2 separate regions of the Homo sapiens genome follow, and region 2 is linked to region 1. A link is an interaction called in ENCODE POLR2A ChIA-PET data of the cell type or tissue named here. Cell type or tissue: PC-9. All regions are shown on one strand. Each heading gives the region's core, and the rest is flanking DNA. Links, peaks and the distances in the headings are about the cores only.

Region 1 (5,391 bases), core at 1-5,000:
TCGGGGGAAAAAGTGGAATTTTAATTAAAGTATTCTGGCTATAGTAAATCCCTCCTGGGAATTATTAATACTACATGAAATTGTTTGCAGCTGTTAGTGATTGAAAATATTTTTGTAAGAAAAATTCTGCATTGGAATAGTTGCAAACATTTTAAGTTGAATATATGCAAGAAAGTTTAAGGGTCTTCAGTGCTTCACTACAACCTTTTCAGTATTTTCTAGATGTATTCCTAAATGGGATTTAAAAAAATAGACCTTATTTCTCAGAAGTTTTGGATTTACAGGAAAGCTACAAATACGGTGTCTATATACCCCCATACCAGCTTCCCCTCTTATTAACATCTTGTATTATTGGTATTTGTTACTATTAATGAACCAGTATCAGTACATTAGTATTAACAAAGTTTATACTTTATTTAGATTTCCTTAGTTTTTAATGTCCTTTTTCTGTTCCAGGACCCTACCATCCAGGACACCACTAAATGTATTTCCTCGTAATGTCTCCCTAGGCTCCTCTTGGCTGTGACAGTTTGTTAGACTTCCTTGTTTTTGATGATGTTTGAGGAGTACTGGTCAGGTATTTTGTAGAATACATTTGCATTGGAATTCATCTAATGTTTTTTCTCATGATTAGACTGTGATTATAGGTTTTTGGTAGAAAGATCACAGAGGTAACGTGCCATTTTCATCTCATATCAAGGGTATATACTATCAGTATGATTTGTCACTGTGATACTCATCTTTATCACCTGGCTGAGATAGTGTTTATCAGATTTTTCCACTTTTCTCCACCTTTTTCATGCTGTGCTCTTAGAAGGAAGGAACTGTGTATAGCCTATACTTAAGGAGTAGAGAGTTATGCTTCCCCCTTTGATGGTAGAAATCTATATAAATTATTTGGATATTTTTCTCCGTGGGAGATTTGTCTCTTCTCCCCCATGTATTTATTTACTCAATCATATTTATTTTGTTCTGGACTCATGGATATATATATATTATATAAATATAAAATCTATCTATCTATCTAAATATTTTGGGTTATAATACAATGCTACTTTGTTACAGCTTGACTCCAGTGCCTCTTTGACATACTACCATCAATGTGAATTTTGTTTTTTTGGAAGCATTTCCTTACTTTCTGGTATTATGAGATGCTCTAGGTTCATCTGTATACATCTTGCCACAGTCCTAGAATCAGTCATTTCTCCAAGGAATCTGGATCATTTTGTTGGGGAATGGTGTTAGAAACCAAGATCTGGGTGCTAGGTGTGCTTGTTGCTACTGTGGTATCATTGCTTCTAGGTTCTCTCATGTGACAAAGCAAGAAATACATGTGTGTATATGAACATATCTGTACATATTTTTATGTAACAGTTTGTATCCATGTTTAACTATGAATTTACATTTTATCTGTAATGCTAATTCATTACCACAGGTATCATTCTAGCCTTCTCCCTTTGTTTATATGTAAACTTACTCCAACAGTGAGAAGAAACCTGGTTTGCACCATCTGCCATACATTTGCTTAATCATTCATTTCTATCATAGATGTATAGCAGCATTGGAATTGTTAACCTGTGCTCCCATGGGAAACAACTTTAGCATCAAGAGTACAGTGTTTATGTACTATTCCTTTTGCTTTTAGTCTCACAGCTTCTACTCATTTCTAGAGTTAGTCAGCTAAGCACCTTTCCTCCTATCCTTTTCAGTGAGATTGTAGCACACATTTATAATACAGTTAGATTTCTTTGTTACAATCTGCATTCCACCTTGGGATTCCTTGACCTTCTAAATGATTTGCTTACGTTTGCATACATTAAAGTTTACTCTTTGTCCTGTGAAGTTCTTTGGGTTTTGACAAATACTTAATTTGATGTAGCTATCCTTATAGGATCATAGTATCATACCGAATAATTTCAACACATTACAAATCCCCTGGGCTTCACTCATAACCTCTGTGAGCCCCTCTCCCAGAAAACCACGTATCTTTTTACTGTCTCTTTACTTTTGCCTTTTCCAGATGTTGTATAATTGGAATCATACAGCCTTGCCAGACTGGCTTCTTTCATTTAGCAATACACATTTAAGGTTCATCCATGTCTTCCTGAGGTTTAATAGCTCATTTCTTTCTATCATTATCAGATATATCATGGTTTGTTTATTCACCTATTGAAGGATATTTTGGTTGCTTCCAGTTTTTGGCAAGTATGAACGAAGCTGCTATGAATATTCACATGCAGGTTTTTGGGTAGACATAAGTTCTTATATCCGTTGGATAAATATCTAGAAGTGCGATTGCTGGATCCTGTGGTAAGATTATGGTTAGCTTTGTAAGAAATTGCCAAACTGTTTTCCGAAGTGGCTGTACTATTACATTCTCACCAGCAATGAATGTGAGTTCTTATTGCCCCACATCTTTGCTAGCATTTGATTTTGTCAGCTTTTTTGGATTTTACCCATTCTAGTAGGTGTGTAGTAATATGTCATTGTTACTTTAATTTACTATTTCCTAATGACATATGATGTTAACATCTTTTCACATACCCCTTTTCATCTGTACATCTTCTGTGGTGTGATGGCTGTTCAGATCATTTGCCCACTTTTTAATGGGGTTGTTTTCTTATTGTTGATTTTAAGAGTTCTTTATACATTTTGTATACAGGCACTTTATCAGATATGTGTTTTGCAAATATTTTCTCCCAGTTTGGTTTGTCTTTTTATTTTCCTAACAGTGTCTTTGTCAGAACAGATGTCTTTAATTTTAATAAGGCCAACTTACCAATTTCATGGATAGGCTTTTGTGTTATATTTGAAAACTCATTGCCAAGGCTACATAGATTTTATCCTGTGTTTTTCCTAGAAGTTTTATAGTTTTGCATTTTACATTTAGGTATGTGATCCATTTAGAGTTAATTTTTATGAAAGGTATAAGGTCTGTGTCTAGATTAATTTTTTTTTTGCATATGGATTCCTAGTTGTACCAGCACAAGTAAATGTGATTTTTAAATTAATAGATTATAAATTGCTTAGAATTGAAAATGTTTTTATTAAAATTTTTATTACATGTTCTGCAAAATTACTTACTGTAAACAGTTGAGAAATGACTTAGAAACCAATATATAATACAGCATGTACTGTGTGCTGAGATTTATTTCTAGACATTGTACATAATTCATTTTCCTCTTTTTTTTTTTTTTTTTTTTACTAACTCAGAGATGCTTCTTTGTGAAAATGGAATTGTTAGTATAGAGTAACATCTGTCAGTTCTTTTAGATCTTATCATAGGGAATAATAGTTTGATTTTTCACAAAAAGGATCTGGAATAAAGGATTTGCAGGGTGTATGTTGAGAAGAGGCAGTTGATGTATGCACCAGCTAGAAATCTGAGACTTAACTATGTGGTCTTGAATCTTTTCCCATGCTATTCTTCCTGCTACAAGTGACTTTTTTCAAGTACAGTTGACCCTTCAATAGTGCAGCGGTTAGACTCACTGACCCCTGCACAGTCAGAAATTTTTGTATAATTTTTGACTTCCCAAAAACTTAACTAGTAACCCTTCTGTTGACTGGAAGCCTTACTGATAACACAGTCTGTTAACACACATTTTGTATATTATATGTATATTACATTGTATTCTTACAATAAACTACAGAAAAGAAAATTTTATTAGGAAAACCATAAGGGAGAGAAAATCCAGTACTGTATTGTACTTATTGATATTGTAAGTTTTTGTTTGCTTACCAGATGACTCCTCTTTCTGAAAAGGTGGGGGAATGGAGGGGCAGGGCTGGGAACTGCAGCTGCAGACCTCAATCTATGGTACATACCAAGCAATTCAACTTTATCTCTCATAATGTCATGACTTTTCTCTGTTTCTTGGGAGCATTTCTGGCATCTCTAGTGGCACGTTTTCATTCAAGGTTTATGGTATTGTACCAAACAGGATGAAAAATACAAGAGAACACCAAGAAATCATTTTTTACTGTGATACACAATTTACCGGAGAGATGAACTGCTCACGCAGAGATGATTAACATCACACAGTGGACTAAGCGGTTACTCACAACACTTGAGCTCGCTGCAATAACAACAGGAGGTGGCTATGAAATTATTACAGTAGTACAGTATGTACTACAGTTAATTGTATGCAGTTAGGACTTAATACTGCATCTTTACATTTGTTTACATTTCTCTTGACCGCGAATGATACTATGTATCGTGTGTGTGTAAGTTTTGATAAATTTTAATTTTTTCTAATAAATTTTATGGTTACTACCATAAAATGATAAAGTAGACTAGTATTTATATACATATTATGCATTCATGACATACCTAACTTTTTTCTTAATGTTTTTGTTATCCTGGCTACGTGGTTTGTCTGTGTTTTTATTGTATTTATTTATTTAAAAAAATTTTTTGAGACAGAGTCTCACTGTCACCCAGGCTGGAGTGCAGTGGCGCCATCTTGGGCCTACTGCAGCCTCAACCACCCAGGCCCAGGTGATCCTCCCCATTCAGCCTTCTGAATAGCTGGAACCATAGGCATGTATCACCAGGCCTGGCTAATTTATTTTTATTTTTATTTTTTGCAGAGACAGGATCTCTCTGTGTTGTCCAGGATGGTTTTGAACTCCCAGGCACAAGCAGTTCTTCCAAGTTGGCCTCCCAAAGTGCTGGTATTACAGGCATGAGCCACCACACCCAGCCCGAGTGTTTTTAAATTGTCACAAATCTCCAAAAATTTTTCCAAATATATTTATTGAAAAAAATCTGTGTATAAGTGGACCCATGTAGTTCAAACCTGGCTTTTCAAAAGTCAAATGTACCTCTCTTTTGGTATACATTTTGTGTTATTGATATTGTGATGTACTATAGTTTACATATTTGTCCTCTCCAAAACTCATGTTGAAATTTCATCCTCAATGTGAGAGTGTTGAGAGGTGAGGCCTTTAAGAAGTGATTGATCCATTCATGAATTAATGGATTAAGGGGTTATCATGGGAGTGGGACTGGTGGCTTTGTAAGAAAAGGAAGAGAGACTTGAGTGAGCACATGAGCACACTCAGCCCCCTTGCCCTGTGATGCTCTCTGTTGTCCTGGGATTCTTGGAGAGTCCCCACCAGCAAGGAGGCTCTTAGCAGATGTAGCCCCTCGACCATGGACTTCTTAACCTCCATAACTGTAAGACATAAATTCCTTTTCTTTAGAATTACCCATTTCAGGTATTCTGTTATAAGCAACAGAAAACAGAGTAGGACAGGATTAGAAATATTTATAATGTTGCACTAAAGTTAGAACCAGTAGTCTTCAAGAAGCAGGTGGAGCAGCTCACATAATAATAGTACCTTTTGTGTGGCAGGTGTTACATACATTATCTTCTTTCACTGTTA
Region 2 (5,396 bases), core at 338-5,337, 540 kb before region 1:
ATATAGCAAGATGACATCCATTTGAAAACCAGGAAGAAGGCTTTAACCACAAACAGAATCAGCTGGCATGAACTTGGACTTCCCAGCCTCCAGAACTGCAAGGAATACATGTTTATTGTTTAAGTCATCTAGTCTATGGTATTTGTTATAGCAGCTCAAACTGACTAAGACATCTAATTTGATCCCCATCCCTACATCTGGGTTCTTGACATCTACTATTGAATAGTTGAATACCTTTCTCTTTGATCTCTGCCAGTTGTCCACTTTGTATGCCCCATAATAACTACCTGTTCCACCTCTGCTTAAGATAACATGTGAGTTTCACTCTAACCTTGGTTTATATCATGTCTGTTCTTTCCCCTTTGACTCATCTCCCAATTTCAGATTCCCTTTCTATATTCACATCCATGTCCTCCTATGGCTAGATTAATACTCTGGCTATAATCCTATTTTAGAAGCCCTGGGGGTGTCTATGAATTTATGGTCCTGGTCTTTGTCTCTTCAGCCCTATATTCCAGGTATAATAAGTGCCATATAAGTAATAAAACCATAAAAGATAATGGTAACTTATATCTGTTAAATACACACTAAGTATTAAGAACTGTTTTTTTTTTTTCTATTTATTTATTTTGAGACAGGGTCTCACTCTGTCACCCAGGCTGGAGTGTGCAGTGGCGCGATCTCGGCTCACTGCAAGCTCCGCCTCCCAGGTTCTCGCCATTCTCCTGCCTCAGCCCCCTGAGTAGCTGGGACTACAGGCGCCTGCCACCACGCCCGGCTAATTTTTTGTATTTTTAGTAGAGACGGGGTTTCACCGTGTTAGCCAGGACTGTCTCGATGTCCTGACCTCGTGATCTGCCTGCCTCGGCCTCCCAAAGTGCTGGGATTACAGGGTAAGCCACCGCGCCCAGCTGACTAGGAACTGTGTTTTTAAGTTTTACGTTAACATGTACAACCACCTTTTCATTTATGCAGGGCTGATAGCCAGCTGATGGTCATATGAATATAGCATTCCCAGCTGTGAAAATACTGCAGTGCTTTCTCACGGGTTAGTAAATAGCCACTGCCCCAGTCTCCCAAAAACCTCCCACCTGACTTCCAAGTTTTCCAGGCTTTCTTACCATCACCTGCTCCCAAGCCCCATAATCCAGCAATCAAAAGGTTGATTCCTGGCACGGTTCTCTGGCCAGTGTTGATTCTGATTGGTTGCTGCCATGCCATGCTGGCTGTCAATTATTTTCAATATCAGCTCCTCACAAGCCATATTATGCCTAATCTACATACCAGCAAATTGAAGCTCAGAGAAGTATACTCACTCAAGGTCATAAATTAGTAAATGGTAAAGCACAGCCTCAAACCTGTATCTTCCGATCTTTGTAGACTATTCTCTTTCCCCTATACCAGATAGTTCATAGATGCAAAGAGGAGTTCCCCAAACTTGCCTGATAGTAAGTGTTTTGTCAAAATTACAGTTTCCCGGGCCACTCCCCCTGGATATTCTGATCCAAACCAGTCTAGTTCAAGGCTAGAATTGGTGTTTTCAAGAAGGTGAATTTTATGGTTATACAATCTTTGAAACACTGCACAGGGGCATTTTCTTTCAGAGTTTAATTTGAGAATGGCTGGAAACATTGTAATATCTTCATGTTTTAAGTGAGCAAGTAAAGACTGTATCACAATTCCGAACTTGGAGGAAATGCTTTTTGAATAAAATGGGATGTGTGTTTCAGGCGGTAGGCTACTTGGTGGTTATTTTAGATGGGGTGGTGTAATTCAAAAGTACAGTCAATCTTTGACAGGTCTGGAAACATCATTAGTGACAACCAGTGATGAGAATGAAACAAGATTTCAGTTTACCAATAGGTCATATGAAAAGGACAGAATGAAAGCTAAAGCTAAAATAAAAGTAATTTCATGAAATGTAGAAAGGGGGCACTGAGTTTACTGAGGAACATTTTCTAACTCTAAAAACCATTAATTTACCCAAATAACACTACAGAATGTACTTGCAGAACAATAACCTGTGAAAAAAGAACTTAAAGGAGGTTACATGTATAATGTTATCTGTGATGGCCATTGGTGCTTTCTCTCTGCGTGTTGCCATCATTCTGCAGTGGTGTATTTTCTGTTAATGTTTGACAATATGGTTTGTCACATAAAGCCTTTTTAGTAGCATCCCTCTCTGGAAATTCTCTCCCATTTCCGCTGTTAGCCAAAGCTAATCATGAAACATAAAAAGGTATCCAGAAAAAGGCAAGTACAGTATCACATATTAATTGCACACAGCAGGTTTATGATGCAGTTCTCTTTCACATGATGAAAAGGCTAAGAGAAAGAAAAAAAAACAGAAAAAAGAGCAAAATAGATGAGCAATTGTCTCTAGTCTGGTCTTCTAATAGGCACTGATTCATTAAATATTTCTGAGGGCAACAGAGTCATCTAACCCAATAGAACCTCCTAAGATGTTCTTCCTGACATGTAAATCAGCAATGAGCAGGAGAAACCTACAATGGAGCTGAAATTTACTACCACAGGACGTGGCCCAAGCTGGGTTGGTTCTCTGCCAAGTGACAAACCTTGCCAAACGATTTAACACCTGCTGCAGTTATCAGCACACATATTTCCTTAGACAACTGAGAAACAACTCATCGGATAAACCAATAAGTAAAACAAAGTGCCAAACATATCCTCAGCAGAGACTGATAAAAGAAAACATTTAAATAAATGTAACTGAATACTTCCAAATGGCATACCTGACAATGACAGGAAAGCATAGGAGTGGGAGCCTTAAGGAGGAAAACAATATATTAGGCTTTTTTTTATTTTTCTATAATTCTACAAAGCCAAATCCATATCTAACCTCACCCTCATTATCTGCAAAGAATGTGACTGCCTACCCTGGGGTGAAGAAATATGAAATGAAATAAAACAATAGCAATAACAAACCTTAGAATTGCATGGTGCAGGGGACCTGGAATAAAGAATGTTGCCCTCCCTGATTTATTTGAGTAAAAATCAAAGCTTTTCTTCATTTACTTGTTAGTTGGGCTTTCCCCCCACTGCCCCGCCCGAGTACTTACCACCTGTACGAAAGTCCCTGATTCTAGAGGCAGGGCTTATCTAATGAGGTGTGTCTACACAATTGGAAGCCCATTTCTAAATGAAAATTGCACTGTGCTGTGAGCACAATCCCTCCAGGTTGGAGAGAGCATTTATAAAGCAGCAGGGGTGGTAGCCAGTGCTTTCTCTTTAAGAAGGGGCCTGTAGGGTTACCACAGCTGGGAGAGAGAGAGGCTGACCTAGAGCTATGGGCTAACATGATAATTCTTCTGCAAATTAGTCCTATTTCTCCAGGTTACCTTCATAGATAGTGAGCAAAGGCAGATATAATCCCTTTCCTAATTGTAAACCAGCACAAGCCTAATTATATTCCCATTTACCCCAGATACTCTAAAATCATAGGCTTTCTGTTTGCTAATTCCTCTTATTCATGGTTTTATGACTCTGGAGGAGGCTTTGGGGAGCACAAATGGAAAAACAGTGCAGTGAGTTAGTTCCACATAGACATTAACTATGAAAAAGTAATAGCATGGAGGAAAAAAGCGGGTGGAAAGAAAAAAATCTCATATTTAGTTTAGACTGATTTCAATCCAAACTGGACGAGTGTTTGGAAGTCTTATCTAGTAAGCACAGTAGCTGAGGCCATAGTTACAAGAGTCCACAGCAGTGTTTTAGCCATCGAGGCTGTATTTGTTATCTATTAAACAGCCTTTCTGCGAGAAACTTTACTCCCTTTGTCATAGAATGCCTATTATCTTTACCTTAACTGACATTTAAAATTATGTAATTTTCGAGTATTTTTATGTCAACCTATTAACACTAGCCTGAGGAGGGCCCCATGCACCAAAGCTTATGGGATCATGCTGAAGACCATAAGATGTTAGGAACAGACAAGTAGGACATAGGGTGATGGTTGCAGTGGCAACCAAATTCATTCAAGTCTTTCCAGATAATGTTACCTCCATGTTCCTTTCTCCCATCCTCATGCACTTACAATGCACATGTGTCCATATGTGCATGGATCTGTGTGTGTGTGTGTGTGTGTGTGTGTGTGTGTGTGTAAGAGAGAGGAAGAGAGAGTTATCAAACTACATAATTCTTGATGGAAAAATGAACACTCTAAAATAGATTTAAATTATTTATTCTGGGTTTTTCGTGTAAGCAAATAATAAAAATCTTCCAAGTTATTGCCAAGATCACACAATCTTTGTCTCTTAAGTTCTCCCAAGGCCACACCTAAAAAGGGGGTTATGTTACCAGTGTTTGGTGTCAGTATCACGGAAGCCCAGGCATTATTTTAGTCTGTAGTTGCCAACATGCTCATTGCTGGTTGAACAGGTCAGTACCAGTTCACAAGATAGAGGAGGAACATGAATTAAGTTTGACCAGGTGCCAGGTAAGTATTCTGAAAGAAAAAGCATTTTCCTCTTCTGGAAATGCAGGCATTTCTGGTGGAGACACATTACTCCAAAGCTATATGGGCCCAGGATTTGACCCTCCACTGCTACAGGTCAAGTTTAATGGTCAGCTCCTCCAGATGATAATAAGGCCCACATTTATACTAAAACAAACACTGCCTCACCTTACAACTTTGTAAGCAAACTGAGAACAGGGATGATATTTCACTCATTTTTGTACCACCCCCACAGCCTAGAAGGATTGCTTGCGTAGATTAAAAATACTCAAGCAGCATTACTCAAATTGGTAATAGAGAGCAAATTTAATAATTTTCCATGAAAATTTTTGATTTAAAACAGACAGGTTGTTTGTGTTTTATTTTTTGTTCCTAGTGCTTTCTTATCCAGGTCAGGAAACACTGGGAGATTGAATTTAAATTTGAAGGTTGTTTGGTAAATATGGAATCAGAGAAATCAAAATCACATGGCCTCAAAAGATGATACTTTTGTCAAGCTATGAAGCCTGGTGAGTCATTCCTCTCCACTAAGGGGTTATGTCTGCCAATGTAATCACATATTTATAGACCCTTGTCAAGTTACATTCTTTCTTTTGAATGCCACACTCCTGAAACACATTCATTCTAACCCTGCTTTTTGTTTTTCTGGATTCCACAAAAATCTATTATTTGTATTTATCGCCATGTTCCACATTTTAATTTAATCTTTATCATTTTTTTCCTACCAATCTGCAGAATATTCTCCCAAATAAGTTGTTAATTTTAATGTTTAGCTTAGGACCTTTCTTGTCTCACCTATCCTGCTGACATTCTCAGACTCTTCAATATCTCATTCAATTTGATACACAACAATCACAGGTAAGGCAATGGATTTAGGGCTAAGTGGATACAAACATTTATAAGATATGGCCCTTGCTTTCAT

Evidence for each region. Peaks named below come from ENCODE experiments on the same cell type or tissue, not always from the same donor. Only the 100,000 strongest peaks of a DNase experiment are listed, where the experiment ranks them.
Region 2: POLR2A ChIA-PET joins it to region 1 with 5 read pairs; 1 of 35 experiments calls an interaction of 5 or more read pairs at or near these places.

Annotation. Positions count from the first base shown.
Region 1 is chr12:15,781,528-15,786,918 of GRCh38, reverse strand. The region is part of intron 1 of EPS8 (EGFR pathway substrate 8, signaling adaptor); the gene reads left to right. Among named protein-coding and RNA genes, the nearest start is that of EPS8, 5.2 kb to the left of the region's middle. In PC-9, for the core only: no CTCF peak of the experiment used is centred there; no DNase peak of the experiment used is centred there; H3K4me3 peaks cover 781 bases; H3K27ac peaks cover 108 bases.
Region 2 is chr12:16,322,821-16,328,216 of GRCh38, reverse strand. No RefSeq gene overlaps it. Among named protein-coding and RNA genes, the nearest start is that of MGST1, 22 kb to the left of the region's middle. In PC-9, for the core only: no CTCF peak of the experiment used is centred there; a DNase peak (open chromatin) is centred at 2,626.